2 separate regions of the Homo sapiens genome follow, and region 1 is linked to region 2. A link is a loop called in an ENCODE intact Hi-C map of the cell type or tissue named here. Cell type or tissue: heart left ventricle. All regions are shown on one strand. Each heading gives the region's core, and the rest is flanking DNA. Links, peaks and the distances in the headings are about the cores only.

Region 1 (12,287 bases), core at 2,045-10,044, 110 kb before region 2:
CATCCATGAATGGCTGTTCGGAATCAGAACACTTGCTCTAGTGGGGGTAAATATCGGACCCACGCCTAGGGATGAAAACAGCAGGCCAACTGGGCTCTCTTTTATTTTACTTATTTATTTTATATCTTAGGATATAACAAATTTTTGTGACTAGTGTTCTTTCTTTCACCACCCAACAATAACAGCTGTTTGGCAGAAGTTGTAGCAACAGACAACTGCTCAGTGTAATTAGTCAAGAAAAGGAGGTGGCTGCAAAATTCATGAACCACAACAGGAAAGGGAAAACAAACTCCAGTAATTAAATATTTTCAACGGAAAGATCAGCCTAAAAATTACTTAAAAAAAAAAAAAACCAGCTAACAAAGTCACGTTTCTGAGTGTTTCTGTGCAAATATAAATTCCTTTAAATTGCAAGAGATTTTCTGCAAGGGAACACAATGACTACCAGCCACATTTTCATCCATCCTCAGGAACCTGATACATAACTCTCTTCTCCAGGCTCACACAGCTTTCTGGACACAGAAGGGCCTAGAATCCACTATACCTATATTTCTAGGATGTGACTTATTTGCCAATATCCCATGAAAGAAAAGGTCAGGGGCATCCAAGCATAGTGAAACAGCGAAGTGTCATTAATTCACTTGAAGGTGAATTAATGGTAGGGGTGAGTGCCTAAATTATGGAAAAGACAACAGTGAATTACAAACTATTTCTTTTAAAATGCACGGTTTTCTGACTTCTAAATACAGGTTGAGTTACCTCATCTGAAATGCTTGGGACCAGAAGTGTTTCCAATTTTGGATATTTTTGGATTTTGGAATATTTGCATTATACTTACCAGTTTAGCATCCCTAATCCGAAAGTCTGAAATCTGAAATGCTCCAGTGAGCATTTCCTTTGCACATCATCGTCAATGCTCAAAAAGTTTTAGATTTTGAAGCATTTTGGATTTCCAGGTTAGGGATACTCAACCTGTATTTATAGCAACTAGGCTCATGAGATGCTGCCTATCTGAGATCATTTGGGGACTGGTTTTAAAAAGGTAGGAATGACATCAATAGCACATTAGTGTTACACTGTGTAAATGAGGGCTTCTGAAATGCTTCATGCCACTTGAAAACATCTTCTATTTAAGTCTTGGTTCCCATCATGCAAAATTAATTTCTTTGGATGTGCTTAGAAAATACAAAGGAAACTACAGCTTAGTCCCTATGCCGATTTCCCGGGCTCTAAACCAATGGAGTGTGTGTTAACCAACTGACTTACTGTACTCTAATTCAAGTGCAGTGAAACCCTATTGGGGCTGTCCACTTAAAACAGCTGATGTACTGAGGCAGCCCATCATCCTGTAAGTGTCTGTTTATCCCAAAGTATGACTAAAAGGCAATTCCAAGTGAAACTTAGGTTTGGAGAATATCTGGTGTTACTAAATTGGTATTCAGAACATCTGTGAACCACCCTGATTAAACCTCAAAAGGAAGAGGGGCAGCGGGCGGCTAAACAAACTAAAAAAACCTACCTTTACTAACAAGTAAAAGGCAGGCCGGATTTTTCTAAAAGCGTGGGTTGCCTGGATGTTCTGCAATCCTAGAAAATACCATGGCCCATTATCTTAGAATGCAGACTGTGTGCAGAACCCATAAGAAGCACTGAGGTGGAACTGGATTTCTTGAGCGTGCAAAAGATAAGGTCCCTAGGCCCATACAAGTCGATGATTGCCTTGGTCTGTTTGGGCTGCTCTAACAGGTTAGTACCAAAGACGACATGGCTTATAAACCATGGAAACTTTATTTCTGCTCTGGAGGCTGGGAAGTCCAAGATAAAGGCGCTGGCAGATTCCATGTCTAGTGAGGGTCCACTTTCTCACTGGTGGCACCTTCTTGCTGTGTCTGCATGTGGTGGAAGGAGCGAGGGAGCTCTCAGAAGTTTCTCTGATGAGGGTGCTAATCCCATTCATAAAAGCCCCTCCCTCATGACCTAATCGCCCACCAAAGGTCCCATTTCCTCACACCATCACCTTAGGGGTCAGGATTTCAACACAGGAATTTGGGGGAGGATCCCAACATTCAGATCGCCGCAATGACATAAAAGACGTAGGGGTGGAGAGGGACAGAAAAGGAACACAAAATAACTAAAAATAACGTCGCCTTTGAGAAGTTCATCTAAGGACCTTAATTCATCAGTTGGGTCATAAATTTAGACTACAAAATCTTTCCACTGACGTAATCACACTTGGGATTTCTCCATCACTTTTCTGTCCCTACGATGCCTGTCACACAGTAGGTCATCATATTTGTGTCACAGGCTTCCTCACACCCATAGGGATGTCTGGCAGACTGCACATGTTAATTCCACATATGCCAGGGCTAAACTTGAGTCAGACGATGACAAAGATCAGTACCTGTCACACAGACCCCGAAAGACCCCACTCATCGCCTAAATAAATAAACCCTCAGACTCGACACGCAATGGCAGCAGCAGCACAGGCTACTAATTTGCTGTTGTCAGGTAATACTGGTTTCTGGATAGTGAATGCGTCTCCGCTGAAGAAGAAACTGACACCGCGGCCTTCAGCTCTGTGTGCTGCTCTCTTCCCTCCCATTCTCTGAGGCCGCGGTTCGACAGAGGAGGGGAAAGGGGCTCTTTCAAAGCTCCAAAATTTGTCCAGTCCCTCAGAGCTCATTCAGGATCACAGCTCCATCTCCTGCTTGGATGAGAGCAGACAACGCTGATGCTTCTACAACCACCCCCGACCCCCCGTGAACCATGCTGTCTGTCCCAATCCCCCAGCTTATCTCAGGCCCAAAGTCCACCTTCTCTGCTTCTGTTAAAACAGGATGCAAGAAGAAGGAAGACATTGGGACTTGGGCCTCCAGGTGGTACCTGCTGCGCACAGGATTCTGTGTTCATCTCACGGATTTCGCAGTGCCCCTAGCTGGCGTCCCACCAAGCGCCTGTTCCAGGCAGCCCCCTTCTGCTCCCCTCCTCTGCACATGCCCTCACCTCCCATTTCACAAGGACATCAGCTGAGCCACGGTTGAGAACTTTCTAGGGCACTCTCCTCCTCCTCTTCCATCAAACAACCCCTCCACCCCTGCTCAGAACCCCACTCTTTCCACTCCTCCGAACCAAAGATGCTGGTTTCCCGTGTCCTGTGGCTTGAATCTCACAGCTTCACAAATGCTCCGATCTTCCCTGTCTTGACAATGCCTTTGGCTGACCTTGCAGTCACTTGCGTCTGCCCAGTTTCTTGCTTTAACAATAACGATCTAGCACCAGTGGCTACTACCTACCCTGTGTAAGCACATGCCATCTGGATTCTGTGCCTACCCCTCTATAGAAGCTCTTCTCTTAAAAATCAACCCCCTTGCTTGTGGCCAAACATTCAGCTTCTCCCCATCCCGCTGCACCCTGACTCCTGGGGCTGCACCGTAAGCTCCTTGTGAAACCTCCTTCTTGGGCCTCCGGAATGTCCTCCTCTTCCTTGCCTGTCCCTCTGCTGCTCCTTGCCAGTTCATGCCAGGTGGCTCCGGTGTCCTCTTGCTGGGTCCTCTGACTTGACCCCTAGCCGTGAGGAGGATGCCCAGGGCTGCCGCTGCTGCCTCAGGTCCTGTTTCTCTCCCTGGTTGATGTCAACCACCTCCTGAGAGGCCCCGTTCACACCTAGACAATGTGCTCTAAACCAGGATGGCAAACTTCTGGAAAGAGCTAGGGTGCGCATATTTGAGGCTTGGTGAGTGCCCTCTGTCACATATGCTTCTTTGTTTTAACAAAGGTAAAAGCAATTCTTAGTCACAGGCTCTACAGAAACAGGCCAGAGGCTGACATGCTATAGTTTCCCAATCCTTATCCTAAGCCAAACTTGTCTTCCTCACAGACCAGCTCCTCTGCATTTCCCACCACCCATCTTCTGTCTCAAATGATGACAACACCACGCTTCTAGGTATCAGAGTGCAAATTATCATGTTGTCTTTGCTTTATTCATCACCTACTCCCTGAAAAATCTAGTACCTTATTACCAGATCCTAGTGATCCTTCCAAACATGAAATACGGCCATCCTGCCTTTTGCATTCCCAACACCACCACTTCTGACTTGCTGTGGGTCTGGCCACAGTGAGCTCAACAGGTTTCCAATGCCTGCAGCCCATCCTTGGATGCTATCCTACATTTCATGCTGTGGGACACATCTTCCTCTCACCTCCAGTCCCTTCTTGGTTTCAAATCCTTCCCTGCTCCAGTGCTCAGAAATTGTTGCCCACAGCTCACCTGAAACACTGGGGCACTCAACTGGCTTGGACAGCTGGATAGCTGTACCTGCCTAATTTTACCACAAAATGCTTGCTCAGGAAATCTACAATGTCTACTTTCTTAACTAAACCAAATCTGTTACTCATAATTCAGAAGCTGTCAACCAAATAAACCAACCTTTCAAGCAATATACTCAATTAAAAAGCCAAGTTCAACAAGAGGTTGGACCCTTCAAACATCAGTCTTCTGAGAGGTCTTTAAAGATGAATGCTAATTCACGTAATCATTCTCTACCAATTTGATCTCCAGAGTGTTCCTTGCCTGGGTATCATTGTGAGACTATAGCTAGTTTTGCAGCTACTGCCCTTCTAAGCTCTGGAAACATTAGCACTCATAGCTGAGGCTGTTCATTAATTAATGTTTGCTCTATGGGTAGCCTAGTATATCAGTCCAGCTAAACGTTCTTTGAACTGTGTAGGAAAAGAGCTGCTATGGTTTGGTTTTGGCTTCTCAGTCCTTGTTCCATTTAAACTGTAAAACACAACTGTTGCCTGCTTCCTCTTTACTTGATTTTGGAACAACCAAGCCTACCTTTATTTAGAATTGGGTACCCTTCAGGTTCTTAAAACTTTACTGCTTATAAACTGCTTGGGTAAATACCAGGGGCTCCAGGTCCACTCAACAGGCTAATTTATCTCTCAGCTCCTTTAGAGGCCACCAAAATGACTGTTAAACCCCTAACTTCACAGACCAACATATACAGAAGCCGATCACAAGCCAGGCGACTTGGCTTCCAGTCTTTGTGGCTGTGCCATCTGAGGCAAGTCACCTTATCTCCTAGGGCCTCCGTCACCTCGTCTGCTAAATGAAAGAGCTGAAGATCCCTAAGTTCTCTTCCAGGACTAAAGTTCAGCAATTCCGTACATTTTAACCAACAACATAGAAAAACTAAGTTTAAAGCTAAGAAATTTCTATTTCCTCCAGAAGCGCAAACACCTCATCTTCTTGGAGCTTTCCTGGACTCTTCTGGCTGGTGTGAATCTCCCTCCTCTCTGTTCCCACTGCACTGTGTCTAGTTCTAACACTGGAAGCATCCCATTCTGCCTTGAATTAAAATTCTGATGCACAAGTTCTAGTCCTCCCCAGGAGGCTGACAGCACCTGTGGGGTAGAACCGGGTCCTGGTCATCCCCCACACACTGCAGAGTGGGGCTCTGCACCTGATGGGTTCATGGCTGAATCCCCCTGACGTTCCAGAGGCTCCCTATTCCGGCTCAGCTCTGGCTCTGCACACAGCCACACCTCTTGGCCTCTTTCCACCCTCTGCTCCTGCCAGCTACGCTCCTCTCCTTCCCAATCATTCCAGTTCTTTGCTGTTCCTGCACCTGGGCTCCAGGTAGGCACTGCCCTCTCCCTCACCAAATCCTGTTGAGCCTTGAAGACTCTGGTAGAGCTGTATCCCATCCATAAACTCTTCAGCACGGCTCCTGCCTCCACAGAACAGCCACACATTTTCAGCACCAACACCAGAATTTCTGAATGGAGAGGCCAAACCCGGGAGGACAGGGATGAAAGACCAAGAGGCGCGGTGGCTCACGCCTGTAATCCCAGCACTTTGGGAGGCCAAGGCGGGCTGATCACTTGAGATCAGGAGTTCGAGACCAGCCTGCCCAACATGGTGAAACCCTGTCTCTACTAAAAAGAAAATACAAAAATTAGCTGGGTGTGGTGGCGGGTGCTTGTAATCTCAGCTACTCAGGAGGCTGAGACTTGAGAATCACTTGAAACTGGGAGGTGGAGGTTGCAGTGGGCAGAGATTGTGCCACTGCACTCTAGCCTGGGTGACAGGGCGAGACTCTGTCTAAAAAACAAAACAAAACAAAAAAAAGACAAAGAGGCAGCAGATGCCACAAGAGTTCAGGAGGGTGGCAGGTGCTCTGGTATTCAGCACACCACCCTGGCAAAGAGAAGGTGGCTCACACCGAGGCCCACAACGTGCCGGGCACTGTGACTTTTTCCCTCAAAAGCTCTCTGAGGCACGTCCTGCCATTTTCATTTTACAGTGAGGAAACTGAGGGTCAGAGGGGGAACTCATTCAAGCTGAGCAGCCGAGTCGGGAAGGGAACTAACACCCGGGCCACACTAACACATGGATGTGTGCATCCATATCCAGTGGCTGAACATGGAGTTGACACCATCTAGAGTTAACTTATTTGGGCAAACAACTGTTGGGAGTTATTTGTCAATATCTGTCTGTCTTCACTCCCCGGGATGCTGCTGAGACAATGACACACCCACCCAGCCTGGGCTCCCCCTGCCCCGGGACCTTGCAAGGGCCCTGCCACCTGCCTATGTGCCCCCAGAGAACTCTCTTTCTGATGCCCCAAAGTGACACCTACTGCCCATTCTTTCCTTCTTGAAACTTGCCTCTCCCTTGGCTTCTGTGTCACCAGTCCCCGCCCCGCCCCCCCCCCACCCCCCAGTTTCCTGGTTTTCCTTCTACTTCTGTGCCATCGCGCCTGCATTTCCTTCTCTGTGCACGCTTCCCAGTTAAAGGCTAAAGAGCTTCAGGTTCGTTCCCCAGCCACCCTGGCACGCTGCACCCTCCCTGAAAGTTCTCATCTGTCCAACAGCTTCAAGTACAGATGCTGCTGAGTCCATGTTCCACTTACGTTGTGCTGTGTCCCTGGATTCCCCAAACTCTCATGCCCAGACTCACCTCAGATTTCTCCACGTGCTTTTCCCCATGCCTGGAACACTTTTCCCTGTCAGCCTTGGCCTGTCCCTGCTCATCCTCTCCTCAGGTCTTAGCTTAGCTGCTACCTTCTTCCCCTCTCAGAGCACCCCTGTCACTGACTGTAGCCACCAGCTTCAAGGCTGCCTGTGCTTTGATTCAGGGCTGGTGTCTGTCCCAGGAACTGCGCTTCTCATGCTGGGCACAGACCTTAGCACACAGCAGAGGCTAAGTGAACATGAGCTGAATAATGAACCAACGAGATAACTCTCAACTGCAAACCTCCCCAAGATCTTATCAGCTGCAGACTCATAGATCTTGCCTACTGGTTAGCCCCGTGGGGGTGATGTCTGTCCTGCAGGCAGCTCGAAGTCAGCACGTCTGAAATGGAATACGGCATCTTCCCTCACCCCCGGCCTATAAAGTTTATTCCTTTTCCTTTAGCTCCTCCTACATTGAAAAAGTCTGCCCTCTGTTTCACCTCTGCCCAAGCAAGAAATCTGGAAGTTCTGCCAATTGAGATAATTGCTCTCAACTTGGCCTAGCTCACTTCAACCCAGCCACTGCCACCTTGGCTCAGGCCTGGGGCATTTCTCATCCGCATTCCTGAAAGAGGTTCCCAAATGGAATTCCTGCTTCTAGTCTGCTCTCAGACGCTGAATATTTGTGTCCCACCCCAAATTCCTATATTGAAGCGCGATGGTTTTAGGGGATGGGGCCCTGGAGGAGTAATGAGGTCTAGAAGAGGTCACGAGGGTGTGGTCCCCATAGTGGGAATGGGGATCCTATAAGAAGAGATTGGAGGGCCTTCTCTCCCTCCCCCCTTCCTGTTTCACCCCTCAACTCCTGCCTGTCATGTGAGGACATCTGTGAGCCAGGCAGAGGGCTTCACCCAGGAATGCATCAGCTGGCACCCGGATCCTGGACCTTCCCCACCTCCAAAATCATGGGAAAGACATGTTGCTGAAGCCACCCAGTCTATGGAATATAGTGGCCTGAGTTGAGTGAGACACACTGCATTTCCGCAGTGTGAAACTGGCATGAGCTTGTAGTCTATGGCTGTCAAGAGCTGGTGATAAAGGCAGACACAGTTCTCCAGGTGGCCCTTGGTCATCTCCGCGGCTCTGTCCCCACCATTCCCACCTGCCTGCCTCCGGCCCCTGCAGCTTCTGGCGTTCCTGAGCCTGCTGTGCTGCTGCTCTCTGAGCTTCGCACTCTGCTTTGTCTGCGTGATCTGTCCCTCCCACTGCAGAGCGACTCTCCCCTAATGCTTCAGGGCATGGCTCAAACGTCCCCTCCCGAGGGGAGCCCTGGTTGGTTCCCCAGCCTCTGTTCAACTCCCCTTTTTGTGCATTCCCAGCACCCCGTGCATGCTTCTGGCATGACAGGATCACCCTGGGGTGGCTGTTTCCTTACAGATCTGTATCCTCCACAAGTTTGTAAATGTCTGTCTCATTCATCTTTGTGCCCCCAGCCTCTGACACAGTGCAGAGGACACAGTGCACAGTCACAGATTTGAAGGAATAAATACATTTTTACACGGGCTAGAGAACATATTTAGAATGTGGAGTCCACAGGGGATGTTTGTGTCATGTCAGGATATCCTGAGGGAGAACAGCAGGAGCAAAAAAATGGACCTGCCCTATTTCCAGCACTTCTGGACAGAGCTCATCACAAAGGAAGAAAGAAATCCCAGACCTCACTCACCTCTCACTGACAGCGAGGTTCTGTTGCTTTAAATAGCCCAGAAAAGTGTTGAGGACCCAACTAGTCACCTTTTTTGGCTCTGCCCTAGTTTCTTTTATCACATTTTGGAAGAACTCCAGTAGGCCGACTTCGTTCTGTTAAAAAAAAAAAAAGAAAATTACATAAAGCCTCCCCAAAAATGAAAGATCAGCATTCTGAAGGCAAATCTGAAACTGTCCCCTCTGCCTCCTCTGAGACAGCCACTTTTTCTTTGCTAAACCCTGAGATGTCACCAGAACATTCTGATCACTTTCAGCTAATGACAACTATTCTACTACTGTCACTGTGCATTTACATAGCATTTTCTCAAAAGGATAAACACATTTTAGAGAGCCCTGACTTTGCAGACCAGAGGGATGGTGAAATTCCACATCCCCCAAACCCACTTGCTTTCTCCGTGTCTGCTGTGTGTAACCTGCACTCTCCATCCCTGAGCTGTGAACTGGGCCTAAAATGTTTGGCCTGACTTTAATGCCCCTGTTCTTTCCAGGCCTGTCCTCTGCTGAAGTCCCAGTAATTGCTAGAAAAGAGGGTAAAAAACAAAGCAAAATCAAGAAAGAACAAACAGAATATTCTACCTCTGAAAAATCAAAAGTGGATCATACCTGTACTGATTCTCACATCATGACAAGAAATAGACAGGAATGGTTCTGAAATGTTTTCAAAGTGAGGGAGAACATGGGCACATGTGACCCACTTAGGCCACTTAATAACAGGTGGAGAGGGCAGCAGTGTCCCAGCCTTCTGAGCTGGGCCAGGTACAAGATGCCCTGCCTCTCATCGTTTCCTGGGGAAATGATCAGCTGGAGACTTGTTTCATCAAGACTGTACCACTTCTCCCCCTCTGAACTGTCAGCCCCACGAGTCAGGGCTGTGCCCTCCCTGTTCACGATATAGCTACAGCTAAGTCCATGCTGGGCCATGGCAGCTGCTCAGTATTAGGTTGGTGCAAAAGTAACTGCAGTTTTGCCATCTTTCAATGGCAAGAACCGCAATTACTTTTGCACCAACCTAATATCAGCAGACGGAATTGGTGTCTCCCGTCAGCATGTATGTGTGTTGGAAATCACACATGAGGCGCGCATTCTTATCATACCATGTTCACCTTTAAATACTGCAACTGCCACAACTATGCATACGACCAGCCCTGAGGCACTTACCAGGTTCTATACTACAGCTTGCTGCCAGCTCAGATAGTTTTGACACAATCAAGAAATTTAGGTAAGTCCACCCCTACTATTTCAATAAGAAAAATAAAAACTGTGCTGCTCAGAAAGGGAAGGCTGAAATTTCCAAATTCAGAGGATATACGTTTTAAGTAGCAGATTTCCTTTACCCATGGAAATTCAAATCAAACAAACTTTTCTTGAAATATTCCTTTTAAGTTCACACTGCACCTAAGGCTTCTACCCCTGCTCCTTTCAGAGACCCTTCATTAACCAAAAGAATTTTCTGGAAAAAATGAGATACTGGAAAGAAGCAAGATATACTAACAAAAGTGCTCTCCAAGTGTAGCTATTGCAGCTGCTGGAATACACACACAGGCATAGCAGAAATTCCATAATAATAAAAAACCCTACATGTTCTTTGTAACAGATAAATTCTCTGGTGACAAGCCTGCTGAATAATCCTGCAATCATCTCTTTAATCTCTTTTCAAGCCAGTGCTATTATTCTGCTCATGCTAAACCAGGGCAGAGGCCACCTCGGCAGCCCAAGCTTGACTACAGATAAAGGCAGAGCCAGGCAACTTGAAGAGGAAGTTCTGCTTAACTTATGGAAAAGTATTCAAACTTCTACAATAGTACACAAATCACTGGGGAAGCAGAAAACTGCTATCTGGCCCAAATCAGACGGGCAGAATTCCCTTTGTTCTAACCCAGACAGGCTGGCCCACTGGTAAAATGAGCTGTCAGGAGAACTCTTTGCTTTGCCAGGGAAAGGGTTTTCTAAATCCACCTAGAAATATTGCACTTAAACTCACAGGCTTGGCTGAGTTGCTGGGACGTGATGCATATCTATTCCTCTACCCTTGGGTGGTTTTTTTATTGGATGGATAACACGGCAAGTCAGATTTCTGTTTGTCTTTTCATGTCAGTGCTGTGATGAAGCCTCTCTGAGCTGGAACTGTACTTCACTAGGGGATACATAGTTTCAGTCCACAATTTAAAGCAGACAGGAAAATCTGTGGTGGTGATGGGGTGAGCTATAGCGAGTGGGGCTGAAGGAGGCTGAGCTGCAGCCACCCAGGAAATGATGGATCAATAAAAGCTGCACATGGGCTGCCCGCTCTGCTCTTCATAGCAGAAGCTGCTTCTGAGGGAAGAAACACACACATTCTAGTTTCCTCATCTTCTTAGTTTTTCCATGAGATTGGCAAATGCTAATAAGCTTGGCACGAATCTCAGAGTCTCTGGTGAACATGTCAGTGCAGCCATCTGGTTTTCTCAGAAAAACAGTGAGCTGGTAATTCCCTTACATAAAAATCATATGAAGAGCAATGCAGAAAGGCTACAGCATTAGGGAACCTTTAATGTCCTCCTCAAAAGCAACAAGCAAGCATTCGACTCAGGATGAATCTACCCTACATGCAATAGAACTGCAACTTCAGCGACACAGAGAGTCAAGTTCCCTGGCTGACTGCGACTCTAATTGTTCCTTCAGAGATGGCTAAAGCAGCAGGCATGAGCGGTCCTGTCTTTTGTATAATACCTGACAGTCTCTACAGCTCTATGACTGGGAAGCATCTTTTTCACATTTTAATCAGATTTCCCAAAGCACTGAATTACACCCAGAACCAGTGCTGGCTCCGCCTCTCAGACATTAACAGGAACCCTTGATTACTAATGATTTGTCAGGTGATCAATGCTGGTGTGAGGCAAAGCAGAGGGACCTGCTCACCACCACTGCCTGCTCAGGGAAGGAACCTCAGTCTACCCTGCACTAGGCCCTGGGAGCAACCTGCCTCGAAGCGGTCTTCTGCATCCCACCTTCAGAGATGATCAAATGCAAATGCTGGAAGACTCTCCAGTTGGAATAGGATGAAGGCTGATTTCTCAACTGCATTTCTTGTTCTAAGTCACACACCCTGTGAAGCTGACGATAGGCCAGGAACGAGGTGGACTATATTTATTTACGAGAAGGAAACCTGATAGAGCCAGCTGCCCAGTGGCAGACTCAGAGAAGGAAAAGCAGCCCAGAAGAATGCAAGTTGAGGAACAGCTGGTTATGTGACAGGGAGCGTTCTGACAGCTACAAGGGACCCCCAGATGAGCCATTCTGGGCTAGTCAAAGGTGCTCAAGAGTATCTGCTAAATATCTGCTAGACACAGAGCTCAGAACCAGGCCCTGTGGGTGGCTGCGTGAGGCTACTGCTGCTGCTGAGGACAGTGATAACCAGAGTTACAGCAGCAGCGGTGATGGGCGCCAGGCACTGTCTACGCACTCTCTCCACATTACCTCAATTCATCCCAACAACAACTCTCTGAGCTCAGCGCTCTCAGGACTTTTACAGATGAGGACACGAGGCACTAGCTTGCTTGAGGTCCCACAGCAAGAGA
Region 2 (12,287 bases), core at 1,771-9,770:
CAATACACTCCAATCTGGGTGACAGGAGAGACCCTGTCTCAAGAAGAAAGAGATCTACACAAGAGAACCTTCTAAGTCCTTGATGTTCCTTCTTAAATGGAGTTTTAGCTCATTGGGTGAGGAAAGTGTATACGTCTTATCATTATCTAGTTTGTGTCTGGTGCTAGAAAAATGTTATTGTCCCTCCAATAATTCTTTCTAACAGACCACTTTTGAATATCCTAAATTATTTTAAAGTGAAATAAAATAAAGAAACATAAAATGTAGATTTGATGCCAGATCTATCCAAGCCCATCTGTATACTTGTTTATTTTTCAAGAGGCTTCTTTCATTAGAAATTTGGACATAAACGATGAAAGCTTATTGGATTGTTTTTGGTCATGTAGTTGAAAATGGCTGTGGTGGGACAGTAGCTTTAGAGGCTTTTCAAGGGTATTATCCAGTACTTTTTCTGATCTTGTGTACATGTACCAGCCCTATTGGCTAAACATCCATAATTATTCTCTTGACTTTTCTTTGTGAATCGATATTGCTATTGAAAATAACATCCCTGAAGACAGAGCAAGGTAATATTCATTTTTTAAAAAGCTATCTTATTATGTTTACCTTGCTGTTAAGTGTATTTCTTATTTAGCCTAGAAGTGCTGTAGTGTGGCAAAATATTGTAACTTACATAATGATTGTAATTTAAAAATGAAAACCACTAGGTATCTTTTCTTCTTTGCTTTGGTTTTGCTGGCTGTATGATTGTTCTGGCTCTATCTGTAAACACACATAAAATGAATAACAGTAAATGAATTACAGAGGTATAATTCCATTGAGGGTTCTGTAAACAGCTTTTAGCCTCAAGAGCCAAGCTCTTACAATCTATATCGAATCAGAATTGCAAGACAGAATTACAGCTTTGTTACTCAAGGTTTGCTTGTTGTTAATTTTATCGAGGACATAAAAGCTAATATGAAGCATCTGTTGCATCCTTGGCCCCTTTAAGAAACCTGTATCCATGGCAGCTGATATCAGGTAGGAGGAATCCTCATAGGGTATTATAAAAGAGAGAGAGAGATGTCTTGTTCCTTGAATATCTCTTTGACACTAGATCCCTGTAGTGGGAGGGTTGGGATGAATTTCAATCTGTTCAATCAACTTGTAGTGATTGAGCTCACACCGTTGGCAGGTCCTGTTCTAGATGCTGGGGTTACAGCAGTGAACAAATGAAGCGAAATCCTTCCTGCCCTTTTGGAGTACTTATAACTACAACTAAATCAGTACATGTGACAACCCATTTCACACAAAACCAGCTAAGGAAAGATAGTTTAGGAGGGCCTTCAGGGCGGGGGTGGGAGTGTGTTCTTTTAAATAGAATGGTTAAGAAAGATTTCACTGATCAAACGGTATTTGGGCAGAGACCCCAAGGAAGCATGGGAACAGTCCTGATGCAGGTCTCTGGGGGAAGAGCCCCCAGGCACAGAGGGCAGCCTATGCAAAAACCCTGAGACAGAAGGCTTGGCGGAGGGGGCAGCAAGGCTAATGTGGCCAAAGTCAAGTGGGCGGAAAGGGAGTGATGGGGCATGAGGTCCCAGAATATTTGGGGGACTGGATCTTAGATTGGCTTTCTAGGTCAAGGGAAGGCTTTGGGATCCTCTGACAAGAATGGGAAGCCATCAGAGAGTTTCAAGCCGAGAAATTACATTTCGAGAGGATCATTTGGCTGCTTCATAGAAAACGCATAATGGGGAGGCAAGGGTTTAAATAGGAGAGTAGTTATGCTACTGTACAAATCTAGGCAATAGATTAGAGTGGCTTGGAAGAAGGTGGCAGGTGGAGGCGTTAAGGTGGATTCTACTTTTGGTTATATGCTGAAGGTAAAGCCAACAGAATTTGCTGACATATTGGATGTGGGATCACTTCACAGTCTCATTTCCCTGGAATTGCTACAAGGTACACAAAGATCTTTGAGATTTCTCCTCCCACCTGCTTTGGCCTTGATGATAGGTGCTCAAATATTGGTCATATTTGGGGTTTGCATCTTCCTTTGCTTGTTTTTGCCCTGGGCACATATATAGCATTTGCCAGGGCACGAGAACATGATTCTGCTGCCAATTCTGTTTTCTGAAACTGAACTTTGTGCTGCCACTGCAGGGCGTTCCCACTAAAGCTCAGCAGTTCTCCTGGATACAAGAACAACAAACATTTCCATTCTTCCATACACCATCACCTCTTTGCATTCATTATTCCTCCACCATCATCTTAGATGTCTCTTTCCTTCAAACTCTGCCCAAGCCTGAACTGCTTCGTGTTTAGACTGATGCAATCTTCATCCTGGTTTTTTTTTTTTTTCATGCTTCCAGAAAGCTAGCAGCTAGTAGCAAAAATTATCCTTATCCATCTTTGTTTTTATCATCTCAGATAAGTACAAAATCCCTTTCAGTTTTCTGTCTAGGCTTCCAATTCACTCTCCTTCCACTGTACCTCCCTCCTCCCCACCAAATTTAAGTTGATTAGCACATATTCTCATCCTTATTATTTTCATCTTCAGCACATATTTATATAATTTTGGATTCACTCTGGCAAACCACTTTGAGAACTGTGAGCAAATAAAGCAAGCATAGGGTCTGAACTGGGGAGAGGTTTTTCTTTTTTTCCATTGTCTGGTCAATCCTGCCTAGTACAAGAGAACTGAACACAGTAAGCTTTACTGTAATAGCAAACAGCACTAGGAGGGGTAACTCTTTACCCTGCAAATCTTCATTTTTTCCTTAGTGCAAAATAATTGTCATGTTCATCATTTATGCAACCTATCAAATATTTCTGGCTGTGTGCCTTCTGATGCACAAAAGAGGATTGTACTTCTTGGCCCCTTTTTGGTTGGATGAAGTCATGTGATGAATTCTGGCCAATGACTTGTGAGTGGAAGTAATACAATTTCTCAGCCAGTGCATTTAATTGCCAGAATAAGAATCTAGTTCCTTTCCTCTCTTGGGGATGTTGGTGGTGACTTCTAAGATGGTGATCTGGATCACTGATGGTGGCCTGGGTTACTGAGTTACTCTGGGGAGCAGATTCTTTTGACAACCTGTGGTGGATATGCAATATGAATGAGAAACCCTCATTTTTGCCACTGATATTTTAGGGTTGTTTATCACTGCAGCATAACCTAGCCTATCCTGGCTGATATATTCAGGTCATCTCATTCTGTGATAATTACTTGAGTTTTCAATCCTGTTAAATTGAGAACAGGACCTCAGGCAAATAAGGATTTGGATGGATGTAAAGGACTAACTTAAGTTAGATGCCAGAATGGTCTATTCTGGTCATGGGAGGCCTAAGGATGATGGTACTAGAAAGGGGGAAAGGGTTGCAAATGGAAGAAGTAGAAGGACCCTGAAGGCAAAATGAAAAAATAGCTGGAGTTTATCTAAGATTGGTACTGTGGTCTCATACAACTTCTCCATAGTGACAGAAAAGAGATTTAGTAATCTCTAACACTTGGCCTAATCCTAGATGCCTCCCAGCTGGGGGTCGCATTTGGTCAGGAAGGAACTTCCATGGTGACAAGAAGACAAGGCCAGAGGTACCACTTTGGAGGTTTCATAACCTCCAAAGGGGATAGATAACATGACTCATTTTCCCAGCTCTATTGTGGTTATTCAAATAAGTGACCATAGTCAATGTCTGTGAGCAGCTGCTGCAAGGTCAGGAGAACTCACCAAGACCTGATGCTGTTTCAGTATCACAGCATGTCAAAGGAATGATTTCTAGCTTCCTGTAGACACCATTAGCTAAATTGCAGTATCTGCTTCTCTTATCGTCTTTGCCAGGGTCATTGTTTCTTGCACTGAACCTCGGAGGAAGGATGAGGAGAGAGGTAGGTGCCTTCTGCCTCCCTCTCCTTTGGTATGAAGCCTGCTGGAAAAGAAGCCTGCTGTTTAGAAAGTTGCTTTGTTTCTAATTGGCATGAGGAGGCTTGAGAGAACCTCTACTTTTTGCTTGTGTTATGATTTTGTGACAGTGGGAAGTCAATCTTAGAGCATTTACAGCTCTCCCGAGCTGTCAGTAACTCAGAGACTTCAACTCCGATCAAAACCTATGACTAAAAAAAATTACCATAATCCAGTGACAGGCATGAAGAGAAAGCCATAATAATACTGATAACAATGTGCCAGTTAAGAGGCTATTATATTTAGTGCCTTACTTCAGCACAGAGAAATCGTCTCAGAGTTGCCATTGATATAACCAGTGCCTTGTTAACAGATGTGACCTGATCTTTGCAGGGCCTGTCTCAGATACTTACCTGTATATACCTGTGGGAGGAAGAAGAAAAAGGTGTGTCCACCTAGAATAATTTGTTTGCTGGAAGTTCTGTTGTTGGCAGAAAATGGAAGCTACAAACTAGTGTGGTTATCAGCAGGGAATGGGATCAAAGTTTCAGTCCAACAAGTCCAGGTAATTGCCCGAACCACACTGAAAACTCTCTTCAGGGTCCTCTAAAACACTCTATGTTGTATCTTTTGCACCAGAGCTGTCCTCTCCACGGTCATCCAGGAAACTTCTTTGCCACTCTACCTTGACTTTGGACACTGAGTAGTAATACCACATACTCTGATCTCATTTTCTTGGGGCCTCTGTAGGGGACTCCAGCTGTTTGATAAGCCCATTTGAGTTAAGTTGTTAATGCAGCTAATGGTGTAAGGTGTGCCCTTCTGACTCATCTATTTGCATCTTAACAGGCAACTTTCAGCTTGAAGGCCAAGGTGTTACTACTTAGAATTTAGGGCACAGAAGGCTGGTGTGTGTCGGCAGTGATATTTGGGAGAATGAGTCTGTTTGGGAGACACTTTAGGTCATACCAGGTAAGTAGCATATTCCTTTGCCTATAGATATAGGGGGAGTGATACAGCTTTCTATTTGCATTCTGGGACTCTGTGAATCTCTTCAGTTCTTTAGAATCAGTTAAAATGCCACCTCTTCCAGACACCCTTCCTTTGTGGAAATGGGATGCATTGCTTACTGGCCTCCCCTCTGAACTTACTGTACACAGCTACAGTACACATAATCTGAATATACTTGGAGGAGTGCACATACAACTGTTATTTAAGCAATATAGGCAGTCATGTGTCATAATTCTGTATGACTGAATAACAATAGTTACTCCACCACCAGGCTAGTGAGCCCTTTTGAGAAACCGAGTTCTCTTTTGGAATAGAGATTTCAAGTCTAAGGGGCCTCTCTATTTACCAACTATAGATATTAAACTGTATTAAAGATGATTAATACAGTTATAGGTTGGGAGTAAATTAGCTATACCACCTTTTATCATCCCCACAAGGAAAAGGGTCAGACCTTTGACATATAATACAATCCTTGCAACCTCTGTTTTATAGAATCATACTTGTATTTCTTTTTTGGCTATCTATTTTCTGTGTAACAAACCATCCCAAAACTTAGTGACCTAAAACAATAACCAGTTTATTTGCTCATGATTCTGCAATTAGAGCTGAGCTCAACTTGGTGGTTCTTTTGCTGGCCTTGCCAATGGTCACTCATATGACGGCATTTAGCTAGCTGTACAGCTGTGGCCTAGGCTCAGCGGGAATGCTGGCATGGCTGGACCTCACTCTCTCTCTCTCTTTCTCTCTCTCTCTCGTCTTGAGAACTCAGGGGCCTGGACTTCTCCAAATGATCTCTCCAGCAGAGAGGCTGGACATCTTCTATAGCACCTCAGGGCTCCTAAGAACGCGGAAGTAGGAGTTGCCAGGTCTTATTAAGACTGAGTCCTGAAACAGGTGCAGCATCACTTCCACTGCACTCTCTTGGTTAAAGCAAGTCACATACCCAACCCAGAGTGGAGTACATGAGGTCCTGACTTCCAGGAGGTGTGTACACCAGGAGGGGTGTTTCACTGGGGGCCATCAATGTAATGAACTGTCATAGCAAGTGAGGCAGAGCATTGATTCTAGCAATTCTTTTAGAGACTCTGAGACCCTTGGAGACAGAACTGTAGAGATCATCTAGCCCAACTCATTGAGGAAACGGAGGTCCTGATGACTACTGTCCACAGGGGCCGTGTGGATGCTCTGGGTTTTCGCTTAAAGAAGTGACAAGTTAAGGAACCATATATATTTTGTAGAGAAAAAGGTCTTGAAATGGTAGTGGCCAATTTTCAAAAATTTCAAATACATAGCATATCCCAGAGAATGAGGATATGCTATATTTTTAGACAAAGTATGCTAAGTCACTACTGATCAAACAATCACTGGAATGACTTGACAAGAGGAACAGAGTGCCACTTATCTGAATTCTCAGCCAAATGGGAGGATGTTTCTTTTCCTTTATAGGCTTATTGTTAAAAGGTGTTTTGTACAACCGAATAATTTCCCTCTAAAGAAATAAAAGAAATCCTGGGAACCAGTAAGATTCATGACTCCTGCAAAATCCTAAATTTCCCTCAATAATTTCCCTTTTCTAAAAAGAAAAAAAAGTCGCTGGATGACCAAGATTGTTCTAAATTCCTGGGTTGGTATTTAGGCTCACGGAGTAGTTTCTTCAGTTGAGGTTTCTGAGCATCTTCTCAGGAAGATGGCGCTGCCTCAGACTTTCCCAGCACAGTGCCCCTAGTGGCAGAAGAGAAGGTTGCGTGCTGCTGGGCTCTAGCTCTAAATGTACCTGAAAATACTTTTTCTTGAATTCTCCTCTTAATCTTTAAAATTTATGTTAACCTTTCCTTCTGCTCTATGATATATTCATAATTGTTTTAAAATAAAATATAATGTTTTAGATTATTCATCACTTACGGGGATAGTCAAGGCTATCCCCGTTTCCCCCTCCCCTCCCCTCCCCTCCGTCTAATTACTGGACATCTTTGAAACACTTGACAAAATCAATTATTTTTTAAATTTTAGATTAAATTATTTTCGGCAAACGTTTTAAGTCCCTCCCCTTTGACCTCCGTGGGACGAATATACAGTCATATACTACATAACAACCTTTCTGTCAACAACAGACCACATATAGAATGGTGGTCCCATAAGATTATAATGAAGCTAAAACATTCCCACCACCTACAGAGGTTGTAGCCGTGGGAAAGTCGTAGCACAATGCATTACTCACGTGTTTGTGGTGATGCTAGTGTAAACAAACCTGCTGTGCTGCCAGCCACATGAAAGTCTAGCATATGCAATTATGTACAGTATGTAAAACTTGATCATAATAATAAACTATGTTACTGGTTTATATATTTACTACACTATACTTTTAATCGTTATTTTAGGGTATACTCCTCCTACTTAGAAAAAAGTTAGCTACAAAATAGCCTCAGGCAGTTACTTCAGGAGCTATTCTAGAAGAAGGCATTGTTAGCATGGGTGATGACAGTTCCATGCTGCCCCTGAAGACCTGCCAGTGGGACAAGATGTGGAGGTGGAAGACAGTGAGATTCATTGTCCTTACTCTGTGTAGGCCTAAGCTAGTCTGTGTTTGTATCTTAGTTTTTAACAAAAAAGTTTAAAATGTAAAGAAAATACATAATTTTAAAAATAGAAAAATGCTTTTAAAATAGTATATAAAGAAAATATATTTCTCAGACATTGGTACAATGTGTTTGTGTTTTAAGTGTTATTACAAAAGAGACAAAAAGCTTTTAACAATTTTAAAATGTATAAAGTAAAATAGTTACAGTAAGCTGAGGTTAATTTATTATTGAAGGCTGTAAGTTAATTTATTATTTTCTAGATAAATGTAATGTAGCTTACGTCTACAGAGTTTATAAAGATTACAGTAGTGTGCAGTAATGTCCCAGGCCTTCACATTCACTCACCACTCACTCACTGACTCACAGAGCAACTTCCAGTCCTGCAAGCTCCATTCATGGTATAAATGCCCTATACAGGTGCACCATTTTAAATTTTTTATAGTGTACCCTTACTGTAGCTTTTCCATGTTTAGGTATATGTAGACACCCAATACTTAGCATGGTGTTGCCACTGCCTACAGTATTCAGTACAGTATCATGCTGTATAGGTTTGAAGCCTAGGAGCAATGGGCTATTTCATATAGCCCAGTGTAGTGGGCTATACCATCTAGCTTTGTGTAAGTACACTTGTGTTAGGCCGTTCTTGTGTTGCTATAAAGAAATACCTGAGACTGGGTAATTTAATAAGAAAAGAGGTTTAATTGCTCATAGTTTTGCAGGCTGTACAGGAAGAATGTGCCAGCATCTGCTCAGCTTCTCGGGAGGCCTTGGGGAGCTTTTACTCATCTATTTTTATCAGCTGACTGAACACGTCTAAGCAAATACTTGGCGGCACCTCAAAGTTAAGTGTCCAAAACTGAACTCATTATGTTCTCCACAAAATCTGCTTCTCCTCCTGTATTCCCAATCTTAACACAACCATCTTCCCAGCCACCCATGTTAACAACTTTGAGGATATATTTGACCTCTCCTCCTCATTTCCCAAGCCTAGTCACCAAAATCCTGCTGAATCTAGTTCTAAAACATACAGAAAAACCTTTTAGCTAGTCCAGGACCACACCATCTCTTGCTTGGGCTTTGCTTAGCTCAGGTCACTATAACAAAATACCATAGAATGGGAGGTTTAAATAATAGACATTTATTTCTACAGTTCTGGAGACTGGGAGGTCCAAGATAAAGATGCAGAAAGACTTGGTTCTTGGTGAGGGCCTTCTTCCTGGCTTGCAGACTGTTGCTTTCTTGCTGTGTCCTCACATGGAGGAGACAGGATGTTCTGGTACCTCTTCCTCTTCTTATAGGGGCATTAATCCCATCATGAGGGCCCCATTTACCCTCTTGACCCCTGCTAAACCTAGTTATTTTCCAAAGTCCTGCCTCCTAGTCCCATCACATTGGGGGTTGGGGCTTCAACATATGAGTTTGGGGAAGATACAAACATTCATTCCATAACAGACTTTTACACTGATGTCCTAAATTTCCCTCTCACTTTCAATCTTTTCTCCCCTCATCTACACAGCTTTCAGATTTTTTTTTCTAAAGTACAGTAATGGCACATTGCTCACTTGGGTAAGTTTTCAGTAGCTCCCTGTATTATTTAACCACGACATTTGCAGCAAGGCAGAATCAGGCCCAACCCATCCATTTCATCTCCAATTATTCCTTCCTCTGGCCCCACCCTCTCTTCTTTGTTTCTCTTTGCTAATACTCTTTCCTCTGCCTCTTTCTGTGCGGCAAGGCAGATGATACTCATTTTTGTTTCTCGCTCACCTCAAATGTGATGGCTTTCATGAAGTCACCTCCGCAGACAGAATTAATCATTCTCTTATCTGTGATTTATGGGTCAGTGGTTCTTAACATTGGTTGCATATTAGAATCACCTGGTGTATTAGTTAGAGTTCTCCAGAGAAACAGAATCAACAGAATGTATGTATGAAAGAATACACAGGATAGATATTTATAATAAGGAATTGACTCATGCAATTATGGAGGCTGAAAAGTCCCAAAATTTGCGGTAGGCAAGCTGGAGACACAAGAGAGCTGATGTTGTAGTTCCATTCCAAAGGCCAGAAGGATCAAGACCTAAACAGAGCCAATGTTTCAGTTCAAGTCCAAAGGCAGGAAAAGAAAACAACAACAACAACAAAACCCAGCATCTCAGCTTGACGATAGTCAGCCAGGAGGAATTCCCTTTATTCAGGGGAGGATCAGGCTTTTTGTTCTATTCAGGCTTTTCACTAACTGGAAGAAATCCACTCACATTGGAGAGAGCAATCTGCTTCACTCAGTGTATCGATTTGAGTGTTAATCTCACCCCAAAACACTCACACAGACACACTCATAATAATGTGTGACCAAGTATCTGAGTACCCTGTGGCCCAGTCAAGTTGATATACAATTAATCATTACACCAGGGAAACTTAAAATATACACTGATTCTGCTGGGATCCAGCCCAGGGCTTTTGTGGTTTCATTGGTCTGGGGATTTTTCCTGAAGCCAGGGGAAAATTGCCAACTAAATTTTCATATATATGATTACATTACATATGTAATTACATTACATATATTATGTTATGTGTAATATAATTATATGTATATATGTATGTGTGTATATATATGCTACTATATATATATTATATGTGTGTGTATATATATATATCTTTCAATAGAGTGTGGAATCCTTAAAGGCAGGGTCTGGACTTAGCCATGGTTATCTCAACACCGGCCTGGAAATTGAACCACACTGTGGCATAACGGTTATGATTATGGTTATGGTTATGTTATGGGTTGAATTATGTCCCCCCCAAAAATTGAAGTCTTAATCCCCTATGCCTCAGAATGTGACCTTGTTTGGAAATAAGGTTGTTGCAGATGTAATTAGTTAAGATGAGGATAATGGATGTAGATAAAAGATGAAATACTGGAGTAGGATAGACTTCTAGTGTCCTTATAAGAGGAGAAGAGACACTGAGACGCACAGGGAGAATGCCATGTGACAATGAAGGCAGAGATTGGAGTTGGTAGCTATAAGCCAAGGAAAGCCAAAGGTTGACAGCAAGCCAGTAGAAGCTAGGAAGAGGCAAGGGTGAAACCCTATGGGTTTCAAAGGGAGCACAGCCCTGCTGGCACCTTGACCTAGGACTTCTGGCCTCCAGACTGTGAGAAAAGAATACACTTCTGGTGTTTTTTTTTTTTTCTGAGACGGAGTCTCACTCTGTTGCCCAGGCTGGAGTGCAGTGGCGCGATTTCGGCTCACTGCCAGCTCCGCCTCCCGGGTTCACGCCATTCTCCTGCCTCAGCCTGCCGAGTAGCTGGGACTACAGGCGCCCGCCACCATGCCCGGCTAATTTTTTGTATTTTTGGTAGAGATGGGGTTTTGCCGTGTTAGCCAGGATGGTCTCCATCTCCTGACCTCGTGATCCGCCCGCCTCGGCCTCCCAAAGTGCCGGGATTACAGGCGTGAGCCACCGCGCCCGGCCCTACACTTCTGGTTTTAAGCCGCTGAATTGTAGTACCTTGTTAAGGCAGCCCTAGGAAACCAATCAAATAACCAGTAAGAGTGAAGCTGTGCTTGCAGGAGAGGGGGGTGCACTAAATTTATGGGAAGGTAGAGTGGGATAAACAAGAATTGGTCATTCTTTCACTATGGTGTGAGGAAGGAGTGTTTTGAGAATTACTTGCTTATTTTTCTGTTTGAGCTTTAAGGTTTGGGATTTTCCACATGCTGGTGATCTTGAGATATATAATTGAGTCCCTTGAGTTGAACACCTTTCCAGAAATGATCACCCGAACTGATAACTGTTCTCATTTCTCAAGCTACCCATAGATCTACTAGAAATTAATACGCAGACCCCTGGCTTATCCATTTCTCATTTTTTTCACTAAAGCTTGATCAACTCAGGGCTCATTCGTCAGAGCACATTTCTGGATCTGTAAGATCTGGGATGAGTCAGGGGCTCACCAAGGTCATTGGGAAGCACTGCCTGCCCAGCCATCTGCCCCTCACTCTTTGACGTCTCTTTAAATTAAACACCACATCCCGTGGTAAAATTGTTCTTGCTCTATTAATAGCCAGCTTGGCTCGTGTTGCACTGAAAATCCACGGAGGAAGGGTGTCAGAGAGAAGAAAAAGGCTACAGACCCAAGGGCACATTTCTTGGTCAGATGACTCCAGTCTCTGAGGAATCCCAAGAATTCTCTGTGTAAAATGCCTGGGCCTTCTCCTCCGCTTCTCCTGTGACTTCTTTTTCTAAGATCTCATCAACCAAAGTGAACTTTCCCCTTTTCCTTCCCCAATATTTTCATGCTTGAATTTATTTTTGATCAGGAAATGCTACAAGGTTACTTTAAGAGAAGTATCCAAACCCCTTTCTGTGGACTCATGAGACATTTCTAACTTCATCCATGTCATTACTGAATTAAAATGGAAACCTTCCACTCCCAGTTGTTACTGATGCTTTCTGCAGCCGCATCTTTATAAAATTGTGATATAATTTTACAACTGATTGGCCTACAATTTTATAGGGCTGCCACAAACTCACATCTGCTCCCCGAGATGGGCCCTGGTAGCTTCCTAACTTCTCTCTGTACTATTTTCTCTAAATTTCCCATCCTGGCCCTGACCGAGTGCTCTTTCCTTCTGCTGGCTGCCACACTTGGGTCACCTCCTCACGGCTGTCACCACTCCACAGTCAGGAAGTCCCTGCCAAAGCTTCTCGGGCTATTTTTCAAATGTTTGACCTTTGCCCATTCCTGACGCACCCACTACTCACATTCTTCCTGCCTCCTCTCTCTACACCCTGATTTCTTGGCCTTTATAGTC

Evidence for each region. Hi-C counts contacts between places; a loop is a spot of excess contacts. Peaks named below come from ENCODE experiments on the same cell type or tissue, not always from the same donor. Only the 100,000 strongest peaks of a DNase experiment are listed, where the experiment ranks them.
Region 1: it touches region 2 in a loop (2.4-fold over the local background); 6 of 110 quality-filtered maps call a loop at or near these places.

What each region holds. Positions count from the first base shown.
Region 1 is chr4:151,679,941-151,692,227 of GRCh38, forward strand. It overlaps GATB (glutamyl-tRNA amidotransferase subunit B), which reads right to left. Exons shown (of 13, transcript NM_004564.3): 10 at 8,690-8,823. Among named protein-coding and RNA genes, the nearest start is that of GATB, 75 kb to the right of the region's middle. RefSeq lists enhancers at 7,522-8,022, 8,023-8,523. In heart left ventricle, for the core only: no CTCF peak of the experiment used is centred there; no DNase peak of the experiment used is centred there; H3K4me3 peaks cover 381 bases; H3K27ac peaks cover 3,674 bases.
Region 2 is chr4:151,795,175-151,807,461 of GRCh38, forward strand. It overlaps LOC127898557 (a long non-coding RNA gene), which reads left to right and starts at 4,185. Exons shown (of 4, transcript NR_183042.1): 1 at 4,185-4,443; 2 at 4,728-4,850. LOC105377488 (a long non-coding RNA gene) reads left to right here and starts at 4,185. Exons shown (of 4, transcript NR_183038.1): 1 at 4,185-4,443; 2 at 4,728-4,850. In heart left ventricle, for the core only: a CTCF peak has its summit at 6,623; no DNase peak of the experiment used is centred there; H3K27ac peaks cover 1,828 bases.